2 separate regions of the Homo sapiens genome follow, and region 2 is linked to region 1. A link is a loop called in an ENCODE intact Hi-C map of the cell type or tissue named here. Cell type or tissue: Caco-2. All regions are shown on one strand. Links, peaks and the distances in the headings refer to the core of each region. The heading gives the core; the rest is flanking DNA.

Region 1 (7,476 bases), core at 3,477-7,476:
TGACGATAACATCATAGAGTACTTAACTTAGGGCTTTTTTTTTTTTTTTTTTTTGAGATGGAGTCTCTCTCTGTCACCCAGGCTGGAGTGCAGTGGCACGATCTTGGCTCACTGCAAGCTCCACCTCCTGGGTTCATGCCATTCTCCTGCCTCAGCCTCCCGAGTAGCTGGGACTACAGGTGCCCGCCACCATGCCCGGCTAATTTTTTTGTATATTTAGTAGAGACAGGGTTTCACCGTGTTAGCCAGGATGGTCCACTTACGGCTTTTAATTGTGGGTTAATAATCATTAAGGAGGTATGTTTTTGATAAAACACATTGAAGATAAAATTTTTCCTATAACTTAAGATTATGCTCAAGGTCAGAAAAAAATAATAATAATGAAAATCTGAAGATTTCTATTCCTTCTCTTCCCCAAACCACGGTAATAGAAAAGCCACACCAATTTACTGTCCATGTCTGAACAGTCATTGCAACTGATAAAGGAGTACACAGTGTTTCCTTCCGTCCTCCGCAGCACCAAACCAGTAACCGCAAAGTGATTCCTGAAAACTGTGGTTTCTTGGCGGTATTGTACTAGACCATAAGGGTGACATCCAGAGTTATGATGGAAAAAGGATCACTTTGTTAAGTTAGGGACACGTTCACGACATAATGGGAAGGACAATGGAGATGTTAGGCTTTCAACCTTGGCTTCCGCCCTCTGGAGTCCCCACAGTTGGAACAAAGAAACCCCAGATACTGTGATGGTGAACACAGACCGAGTTATTTTTAACAAATCCCACAAACATTAAAAACAGTCATTACTGGAGTTTCAGGAATCTTCCAGATTCAAACATGCTAACTGACTGTCAATATCCCCAGGTTTGGGATGTGAGCATATTTGTTACCATAAATATAAATGAAAGTAAACCTAAAATGGAAGACTTTAAGCACAAAGGCTTAACACTGAATACATGAAAAGCAAAACTGTAGTGGCTGTTTGGTGCCTTTGTTATAGCCACTAGGACATTAAGGACAACTTGGGAATGGCAACCCCTCAGCAGGACTGAGCTAAGGAGCCATGATGGGGCGTGCTTCCTCACAGTGGTGTGCAAACCGGGGTGGATACAGGCAGGCTGGGGTATCGGGCAGGTGCAATGCTCACAACTGTGTGCAACAGCGCATGGGGCTGGGCTGATGTTGGATGAGCTCTCATATTGTTTGGTGGCCTGGTGCAATGTGGCCAGCCTTCTAGGACCATTTTTCCTCATCTGTAATTACAGGATAATCTTAAATCCGTTCAAGCTGAGGCTCCCAACTGGTCACATGGTGGGGACTTGGATAAACTTAAAGCATGTGATAGCTTAGGAATAGATGACTCTTTTGCAAATACACTTTGCTCACTCATCTATTCCATCTCCGAGATTCTAGAGTGTCATGACTAGAATTGTGGGTGGTGATAAATTGGTTTCACCAGAAAAACTGTTGCATGAAACTCAGTGGATGCCAATCAGATGCCTTCCGGAAACTTTTGTCAGAAAACATTTGGGAAGTTCACTAAACGCATGGAAGAATCTTTTGGTGAATGCTTTGACAAACAAAAAACCACAGGCACAACTCATTTTATGCTTTGATTTATTGCACTTCACAGATACTGCATTTTTTCTTTTTTTTTTTTTGAGTTGGAGTCTCGCTCTTGTTGCCCAGGCTGGAGTGCAGTGGCGCAATCTCAGCTCACTGCAACCTCTGCCTCCCCGGGTTCAAGCGATTCTCCTGCCTCATCCTCCGGAGTAGCTGGGACTACAGGCACCCGCCACCACACCTGGGTAATTTTTTGTATTTTTAGTAGAGACGAGGTTTCATCACGTTGGCCAGGCTGGTCTCGTACTCCTGACCTCTGGTGATCCGCCCACCTTGGCCTCCCAAAGTGCTGTGATTACAGGCGTGAGCCACCATTCCCGGCCCACAGATACAGGTTTTTTTTGTTTTGTTTTGTTTTGTTTTTTTACAAATTAAAGGTTTGTGGCAACCCTGTGTGGAGCAAATCCAATGGGGCCATTTTTGTAGTAACGTGCTTACTTTGTGTCTCTGGCACATTTTGGTAATTCTTGCAATATTTCAAACTTTTTCATGATATCTGTTACGGTGATCTGTGATCAATGATCTTTGATGTTACTATTAATTGCTTTGGGCCCCGAATGGGTTATTCTCCCTCTCTTCAGACTTCCCTATTCCTTGAGACACAATAATGTTGAAATTAGACCAATTAATAATCCTACAATGACCCTAAGTGTTCAAGTGAAAGGAAGAGTCACATGTCTCTCACTTGAAATCAAAAGCTAAACATGATTCAGCTTAGTGAGGAAGGCATGTCGAAAGCTGAAATTGGCCAAAAGCCAGGTCTCTTGTGCCAAACAACCAAGTCGTGAATGCCAAGAAAAAGTTCTTGAAGGGAATTAAAAGTGCTACCCCAGTGAACACACTAATGATGAAACACAAATAATAAGTGAGACAGCCTTATGGCTGATATGGAGAAAGTTTGAATGGTCTGGATACAAGGTAAGTCAGATACAACATTCCCTTAAGCCAAAGCCTAACACAGAGTAAGGCCCTAATTCCATTCAATTCTGTGAAAGCTGAGAGTGGTGAGGAAGCTGCAGAAATAGACTCTGAAGCTAGCAGAGGTTGATTCTGAGGTTTAAGGAAAGAAGCCGTCTCCACAGCATGAAAGTGCAAGGAGAAGCAGCAAGTGCTGATGGAGAAGCTGCAGCAAGTTCTCCAGAAGCTCTGAGATCACTGATGAAGATGACTACATGAAACAACAGATTTTCCATGTGGACAAAACAGCCTTCTATTGGAAGAAGAAGCATTCCGGACTTTCATAGCTGGAGAGGAGAAGTCAATGCCTGGCTTCAAAGCTTCAGAGGACAGGGTGACTCTCTTGCCATGGCTGGTGCAGCTGGTGACCTTAAGTTGAAGTCAATGTTCATTTACTTCTGAGAATCTTCAGACCTTTAAGAATTATGCTAAATCAACTCTGCCCATGCTTTATAAATGGAACAAAGCCTGGATGACAGCACATATGTTTATGGCACAATTTACTGAATATTTTAAGCCCACTCTTGAGAACTACTGCTCAGAAAAAATCAATTATCTTCAAAATATTATTGCTCATTGACAATGCACTTGGTCATGCAAGAGCTCTAATGGGGATGTACAAAGAGATGAATGTTTACACAACATCCATTCTGCAGCCCATGGATCAAGTTATAATTTTGACTTTCAAGTAAGAAATCATTTCATTAGGCTGTAGCTGCCATAGACAGTGACTCTTCTAATGGATTGGGGCAAAGTAAACTGAAAACCTTCTGGAAAGAATTCACCACTCTAGATGCTATTAAAACATTTATGATCCATGGGAGCAGGTCAAAATATACACACTAACAGAAGTGCCTGTTAAAAAAGTTGATTCCTGCCCTCATGGATAACGCTGAGGGGTTTAAGACTTCAGTGGAGGCAGTAACTGCAGATGTGGTGGAAATAGCAAGAGAATTAGAAGTGGAGTCTGAAGATGGGACTGAATTGCTGCAATCTCATGATCAATCTTGAATGGATGAGGAGTTGCTTCTTGGGGATAAGCAAAGCGAGTGGTTTCTTGAGATGGACTCTACTCCTGGTGAAGATATTGTGAACACTGTTGAAATGACAACATAGGATTTAGAATATTCCATAAGTTTATGTGATAAAGCAGCAGCAGGGTTTGAGAGGACTGACTCCAATGTTGAAATAAGTAATTCTGTGGGTAAGATGCTATCAAACAACATCCCTTACTACAAATAAATCTTTCATGAAAGTAAGGCTAAACCAATGCGCTAAGCTTCATTTTGTCTTACTTTCCAAAATTGACACAGCCACCCCAACTTTCAACAACCACCACCCTAATCAGTCAGCAGCCATTAACACCAACACAAGACCCTCCACCAGCAAAGAGATTACAGCTCACTGAAGGCTCAGATGATCGTTCACTATTTTTAGCCATAAAGTATTTTTAAATTAAGGTATGTACATTTTTTAGACATAATGCTTTTGTGCATGTAATAGACCATAGTGTAATGTGAACACAGCTTTTATTCGCACCGGGAAACCAAAAAAATTGTATGACTTGCTTTATTGAGATAGTCACTGATTGCGGTGGTCTGGAACTGAAGCCACAATATCTCCCAGGTATGCCTGTATTTATGTCATTTGACATATAATTTTGCACACCAGAAACAGGTATTAAGTGTTAATAACAAAAAGCAATAGGAATGTTTCAATGCATTCTACATATTATTAAAACAAGATACATATGGTTAACTTTTGCTAGTTTTGCATTAGGCATTTCATTTAAATTAAAATTGGTATATGGCACTCATTCCCTCGTGACAGAAAAGCACCTAATTTGTCTTTTGTTGATTGAGGAGTGTTCATCCCATGTTCATAAACATTCCATGAAAGCAGCTCAATTTATCATTCTAATTTTGAAATGATTTGGCAATTTTAACAACATAATATTTAATTTTCGTTAATATTTCATTTTTCTCCTTACATAGATGAGTAGTATTTTTTCCAGGCCCTATAAAGATGCCCTCAGATCCATTCCAGTTTCCTTTAGAGCAGCATCCTCTCTCCCACCCAACCACAGCCTGAGGGGCTCAGCAATTGTCACATGTCATCCCCGACTTCTGGCCCCAGAGCCACACATAGCTCAGGCCTGGAAAGGGAGTGTCTGTCTTCCGTGCACTGTGCCCTCCTGACCTGCGCTCTTGCTTCTGGAAAAGCATCTGCCCATCTCAGACACCTCGGTGTGTGAATTGCTTGTACACTCCTCTCTGACAAAGAAATGTCCTTCTCCACAGCACAAAGATTCCAGGAGACAAGGGCATTTATTTGCCAGAGGTTTTTCCCAAGAGCTCACTCCCACCTGCCAAAATTCAGTCGGGTTAAAGCATCCCAGCTGCTTCGGAAAAGGAAGTCAACTTTATCTAATACCTTATTTTTAGTAATTTTTTCACATTTAGTCACAAAATGATTAGTGACTAGGACAGTTCTGGGGCTTCTTCCTGGACCTACCTCCTTCCCTTCTCAGGCTTTTGATCTCACCTGGAAAAGTTTTAGCCTCATGTACTGGTTTCAGGTAAAAAAAAATAAAGCCATTCTCCATTTGAAAATGTGACCCATTTATTTGAACTGAAAGGCATCATTACAAAGTGCAAACATTTCTTTGGTAATGAACTGAATACAATGGTCATAAAAAAGGCATTTGGCTGTTGGAGCAGTTAGAAAAGTAAATAAATATGTACATTCCACTCCTGTTACAGCGATCCCGCACAGTGGCTGCTAGACACGTTCACCCAGGCACTGCCCACTGTTCTGATTACAGAGAGTATCAAACTGGTGATTCCGCAGACATTTTGGTTTGAATTACAGAATTTTTTTTGGTAAATCACAGTCAGCTTCCCCCTTTGGCTTAGACAACACAATTCCTTGTGACTGGCCCAGACCGCACATTACGCAGGTGTGCTACAGGTGTGCCGCCTCAGCACTGAGACCATGAGGCCTCCAGGGCATGTAAGAGGCACAGAACACTCCCAGAACCCAGAATCTGCTGTCATCTGAGTGCCTGAGCAACTTACATAACCATCAGCTTTTAGACGAACTTACACATTTCCTATTTGACAGAAATCTCTTCCACAATTTGGTCACTACATTTGACTTGCTATTTCAAAAGAAGTCCACATGTCATGAAACACCAACCAATTTTTATCAATCACTTACCAATATGAGGTTAAGAAGTTAAGACAACCATTTTTACAGATAAAACACATGAATCCAATGACCTTCCTCACAGCTGAAATGCTGCCTCCGCCGCAGCAACTTGGCCGGCCCGTGCTGGAAGGGTCTGGGTGTCTCCTTGGGAGGATGTGCACCTGGAACACGGGTTGTGCACAAATCACACCAGGCACTGTATGCGCCCATCCTGTCAGAAGGAAGCTGGCCTCCCCCACCCCATGGAAGCCTCGACGCCATACCCCAGTGCTGGACACCTGCCACCCTGAACCGAAACGGCCCCTGACCTCAGGGGCTCCCTCCACCACCTCAGCTGGGCCTTGCTGCGGGCAGGTGGCCCGGACCTTGGTGCCTCGTGTGCCCAGCACTGTGCCTGGCACATGGTGGATACTCAGGTCAGCGTGCTGCACTGAAGCTGTGTGTTCGGGGAAAGGTTGCTCAGAACACAGATCGCTTTGTATTTAGAGAAAAATGGAAGGTTTTGGTCAATTAAAGAGAGACCATGAGGTATGAGAGTTGATTTTCACTGACGTCTAAAAGAACTTTGCATAGTGGAAATGGTTTTTCTGCCATATCTAATACCTAAAAAATGGACACAATTTCATAAAACATCACGCATTTTAAAAATACAAATGAGGTATAGGGATTCTTTTTTTTTTTTTTTTTTAACGCACTCACACAACCTGAAGTTAGACAGTTCCCGACACTTGAGCTCCTCCTCCCTTGGGAAGAGCCATCCGGAAGCGGCTCTTGTTCAGGACGTGGACGCAACCAGGGCCGGCTGGGAGCGGCGTTGTCAACACACACCCTTGGCCCTCGGCAGGTATCAGATACACAATGGGATGAAGGAGGTTTTTTCACATTTGGTTCACAACTAGGCAGTATGTGTGCAAGTGACAGCTGAAAGCAAACCTGTTTCTAAATGTGGCTTATGAATGTTCTAATCAGGTGTGGAAGGAGCTGACACACGGAGAGTCACAGGCTATACAGCTGCTTCGAGCAGCGGGAATGTTTGTCTTGGGATTAGATGCTGACGTGTGGTGAAATGTTACAGAGAGCCCAGAGGAAGGAGGAGTTCAGAGGTTCCCAGGGAAGAGGCCGGGGGCTTGCACTGCACCCCCAGACAGTGTCCCTGTGAACGCTCTCATCAAAGGTTCTGTTCCGTTTGCCAAACACCAATTTTCTTTTTAAACATAGCTTGTGATGGAACCCCGATTTCGGTGAGCCCCTCTGGCAGCTCCAAGACTCACCCCACCTGCGGGTGACAGGTCTGCCGGCTCCTGGCATCTGAACAAGGCAAGGCTGACATATAGAGGTATCCTGCTTTATTTAAAAAGAAATGGTGTTGGGAGGCAAAATCAATTTAGGCGCCTAAATGATTCAACTGTGCAATTTAATAGTAGCACCAATTTTTCATTTTAAAAGAATTAAATAAAAACCTGAGAAGTCTAACGTGAAGCTAGGACTCCTGCCTGCTTCCCTTCAGGCACCTGCTGTGCCTCCTTCTCCGCAGATGCTCTGGTTGGAAGCCTCCTGCACTGCCTTCTGTAACAGCACCAGCTGGACGTTGTCATGAAATGTCACGAGTTCTGGGTGTTTCCTGGTCTGCAGTCCGCAGCTCCCTGCCATCGGCCACCCGATCTCACGATGGCACAGCAGACAAAC
Region 2 (4,000 bases), core at 1-4,000, 54 kb after region 1:
ACACAGAGTATATTATCAGATACAAAGATATCCTTCAAGACCACAAAGGAAACACAAAAAGAATGTCACACAACTTTCTCCATCAGTCCTGAAGCATTAAATAAGAGACCATCTTTCCTCGGGTGTCGTTGATTGTACAGAATACCCAGTGTTTCTATTTCTTTCCATTTACCATACTTCAACAATTTATACCTTTTGATATAACTCATTCTTTCTAATTTTTCCTGAATACGAAATTTCTCATTTTGAAAAGTGGGTTTTTTCCTCTTAAGTCAAACACAAAGTCAGTCTTCTCCCTGGGGTGCTCTGCTGGGAGACCCCTCCTGCCCACTCAGGTGTCCCCTGCAACCAGCACACATTTTCAGTGACTACTTCTTCAGGAGGCCAAAATGAGCAAAGAAGCAGCATGCCAGCGTTCACAGGTCTTCATAACTCCACAGAAAGGAGGACTCCTCAGAACGCACGCCTGAGAATCAGGTCTGTGGACATCCTGAGATCACCGTCACCACCAGGGCACCAGAGTGCGGCTGCCAGGGCCCGCCCCGTCCCGGGGCCAGCTCCCCAGGCAGCACCCACACAGGCCACACTGAGTCTCTGCGGACACCTGCAGCCGGAGGGCCCCCAAACGCAGACCATCCCTGCCCCTTGCCCCGGGACAGGTCTGTGCTCAGCACTCCGCGCACGAATGGGAAACGTGAGGGAAGGAAAAACTGGAGCAGGAAGACAAGGAAAACCGCCGTGGGCGAGCATGACGGGCGGGCACCTGACGCGCGGGTCCCGAGGAAGGCCGAACCCGACAGAATCCCTGGAGCCTCGTCTCTGCCAGGCAGTGTGCTGACAGGGCGCCTGTGGTTTTCTGGGGTCCTTGGCCTTTCACAGCCCATGGCAGCTGGGGACCGATGTAAGACCCAGGCACCACCACGGCACAGTGGCTGTGAGCTGCTCAGCGAGGCTTCAGTGCAGGCAGGCAGGGGTGGAGTCCCCCAAGCAAAGCCCAGAAGGATGAGGAGGTACTGACCGAGGGAAGGAAAGGGGGTATTTCAAGCCCCACGGAGAGCGATGGGTGTAAAAATCCCTCCACCCAGACTGCAATGCAGGTTGGCCAGGGGGACGGCTGAGTGGGTGGGACTTGGCACCTGCTGCACAGGTGCTACGGGAAATGACGGCCCAGGGTGCACAGGATCTTAGAGAGGCTGGGGCCCCAGGCAGCCTGGGGTGTCCTCCACCCCTCCCTGAACAATTGAGGAAACAGGACCAAAGACAGGAAATGGCTCCCCAAGTATACTGAGGTCATCATTGAATTCAAACGCATGTTTCCTGACTGGCCAGGTGTGTTTTCTGACCTGTGTCCACAGCTTCCCAAAGAGCCTTCTTTCTGGATCAGGGACACTCAGATCCCCCTGGACTGCATCCGGGCTCCCGGGCATTCCTGCATTCCGGTCTCCCAGTGTCACCAGGAATGCATGTTTTCAATAGCTCTGGGCTGTAGAGCCGATCCGGGGAAGGGGTGCAGTTCGCCAGGGTCAGGCACAAGCCACCCTCCCTGGACATACAGCCCTTTGCCCAAGTCTCTCACTGAGGTCTGGTGGACTCGCTTATCCCCTCCCCAACAGCTCCCTGCCCGAGGGCGGGGCTCGGGCTGCCCTCAGGCTCACTGTACAGCGTTTAACGAATGGAACCCAAGCTGCAGCACCAGAGACCCCAGCTCACCTAACCCTGGGTGCTAAAGGCAGCCTGGCCAGCTCAAGAAGCCCTCCCCATCATCCAAAATTTCAGCAAACATCTACTTGGTGATTCACAGATGCCCTTCCTCATTCAGCCTCGTTTCTCCCCTGACTTGCCCTTTCCTTCCTTAAAAATAACACTGGACTCACCCAGCACAAAGCCAGATGAGGATTTTCCGATCCACTCAGGATGGAAGAACTGTTTGCTATGAAGATTTGCTCGCCCCCACTGAGTGAAACGCTTGTTGGATATGAGAACTTGCTCCTTTGCAAGCTCTCCCTACATCTGGGTGTTCCCTGGATACGTCCATGTGTTTCTGCAATGAGCTGCACTGTCCTTCTCTGTAGAGACAGACCTCCTCCCAAATCTACCCACGCCCTGTCCACGCTCACTTGAATCAACACACACTTTCGGAAACATGAGCACCGTGGGTCCTCAGGATGCACAATCCCAGAGTGGTCTCCCCCCTGCACCGCTTGGCCTCAAACTCTCTGACAACATCGCTGTGTCCAGTGAGCCAGTGACCCGTGACCACGGATCAGCAGCTGTGGCAGGAGGACGTCACGCTGCGTCACAGCAAACAGCTGCTTTCATCCACATTCCTAAAACCGTGACAAATTGCAGCTCCTCAGGAATGGGCTCAGTTTGCCGAGTGAAAGGTGACTGGCCGAGCAAACAAACCAGGACAAATCCTCCTTTTTACCAGGACATTGTAATGAAAAATCAACACGCTGACTTCACAGCAAAGTACGACTTCACGTTGGCCAAAGAAACTAAGAGCGTTTCATGACACACTGCATACACTAACTAGAACTACAAGGGAAAGAAAGGTTTTCTCCAAAATAATGTCACCACAATTGAAGAAATTCAGCTTCATGTGTTCACAGTCATAAGGAGGAACAGTGAACGAGGCAAAGAGCCCTCTCCTCCCCGGGCACCCTGGATATTTCCCCTGTGAAGGATGCCTTGATCGGACTTGGGCGCCTGCCTGTCTCTCCTCTAAGTTGTGACAGGGATTCCATCGATATTACTGTCCTTGGTGTCAGGAAAGCATGGCCCAGGGCCTGGTGCCGCCGTAAGGAAACCAGGGATACGTCCTGAGGGGTGGGTGGAGGGCTGGCTGGGTGGAAGGCGGGGCGGAGGGCAAATGACTCGCCCATCCCTGTTTTTCCGTCATCATGCACGTACTCCCCGCACCTCAGGTAGCATAGTCATGCATCATGCAAACAGCTAGCTCACTCCACTGGTCCCTACAAGAGGAAAACAGCCAGACGGCATCCAAGAACTAAAGCACGAAGAGAAGGGGCACTTACAGTTGCTCTAGAGAGGCAAGTCCCTTAAATGCTTGCCTGTCAATTGACTGGATCTCATTCTTGTACAGATAGCTGAAACAAGAAACATTGGGGAGCATTAGCACACAGACAGGAGGTCAAACTTCAGACGGAAAAGAAGAATTAAATTGACACATGGAGACAGTTTTACAATTAATGACTGTATTAGAATGCAAACAAACCATCTGCACGGTGAGTACAGTGCCTCTCCCAAGGGCTTCCCTTCCCTCAGATCTCAAGGGGGCTAAAAGCAACCGGTGCCAACTGAAGGTGATCAAACCACTGCGACGGGTTTTTCAGGCAACTCACAGACCTTAGACTATGGCTAATGAATTGCTGACAATACATTTGCTTCAAAGCCTGAAGAAGATAAAAACCATTTTCCACAGGCATGTATAATGCATTGGCTGTAAGATTCTATAACTGATACTGATACATCTCCAAAATACCTAGAAATAATTTGGGGAGTGGACAATATGAAGACCGAATGCACCTTGAATAACTCACCCCTAGAATCCCATTCTTAGAAAACAGAAGCAACAGAGGCATACTGGAAGAGCCACACAATTGGCCTGGCTCTTGTCTTTGTGTAAAATGGTGGAAAATCTCAATAGGAGAATCCTATTTCCTAACATGTGAACTTGGAATGCCAGCGTCCATAAATGAAGCTCTGCTGGAACACGCCCACACTCGCTCACTCCGCACCATCTGGGGCTGCGCTGGCGCTGTGTGGCCGAGCTGAGTGGTCCCAGTAGAGACTGCGCAGCTCACAGAGGACTGGTCCTGCACAGAAAACACTTGCCAAGCCTGATGGAGGATGAAAATTTCCACACCAAAGTATCACAATTCCAAAAAGAGCCACAAAACCATGCGCATTGTGCCCACCCATCTCGGACATGACTCGCCTTCAGCCAGCTTGCCTCACAACACAGCTCTAGGCCAGC

Evidence for each region. A loop is a pair of places that touch in the nucleus more often than their neighbours do. Peaks named below come from ENCODE experiments on the same cell type or tissue, not always from the same donor. Only the 100,000 strongest peaks of a DNase experiment are listed, where the experiment ranks them.
Region 2: it touches region 1 in a loop (6-fold over the local background); 5 of 110 quality-filtered maps call a loop at or near these places.

What each region holds. Positions count from the first base shown.
Region 1 is chr2:1,626,707-1,634,182 of GRCh38, forward strand. PXDN (peroxidasin) reads right to left here. Exons shown (of 23, transcript NM_012293.3): 23 at 5,181-7,476. It overlaps LOC124907723 (a long non-coding RNA gene), which reads left to right and starts at 7,325. Exons shown (of 2, transcript XR_007086188.1): 1 at 7,325-7,476. In Caco-2, for the core only: no CTCF peak of the experiment used is centred there; DNase peaks (open chromatin) are centred at 5,375, 6,575 and 6,835; H3K4me3 peaks cover 279 bases.
Region 2 is chr2:1,684,594-1,688,593 of GRCh38, forward strand. PXDN (peroxidasin) reads right to left here. Exons shown (of 23, transcript NM_012293.3): 4 at 3,039-3,110. Among named protein-coding and RNA genes, the nearest start is that of PXDN, 58 kb to the right of the region's middle. RefSeq lists enhancers at 1,759-2,272, 2,273-2,787. In Caco-2, for the core only: no CTCF peak of the experiment used is centred there; DNase peaks (open chromatin) are centred at 1,478, 2,248 and 2,882.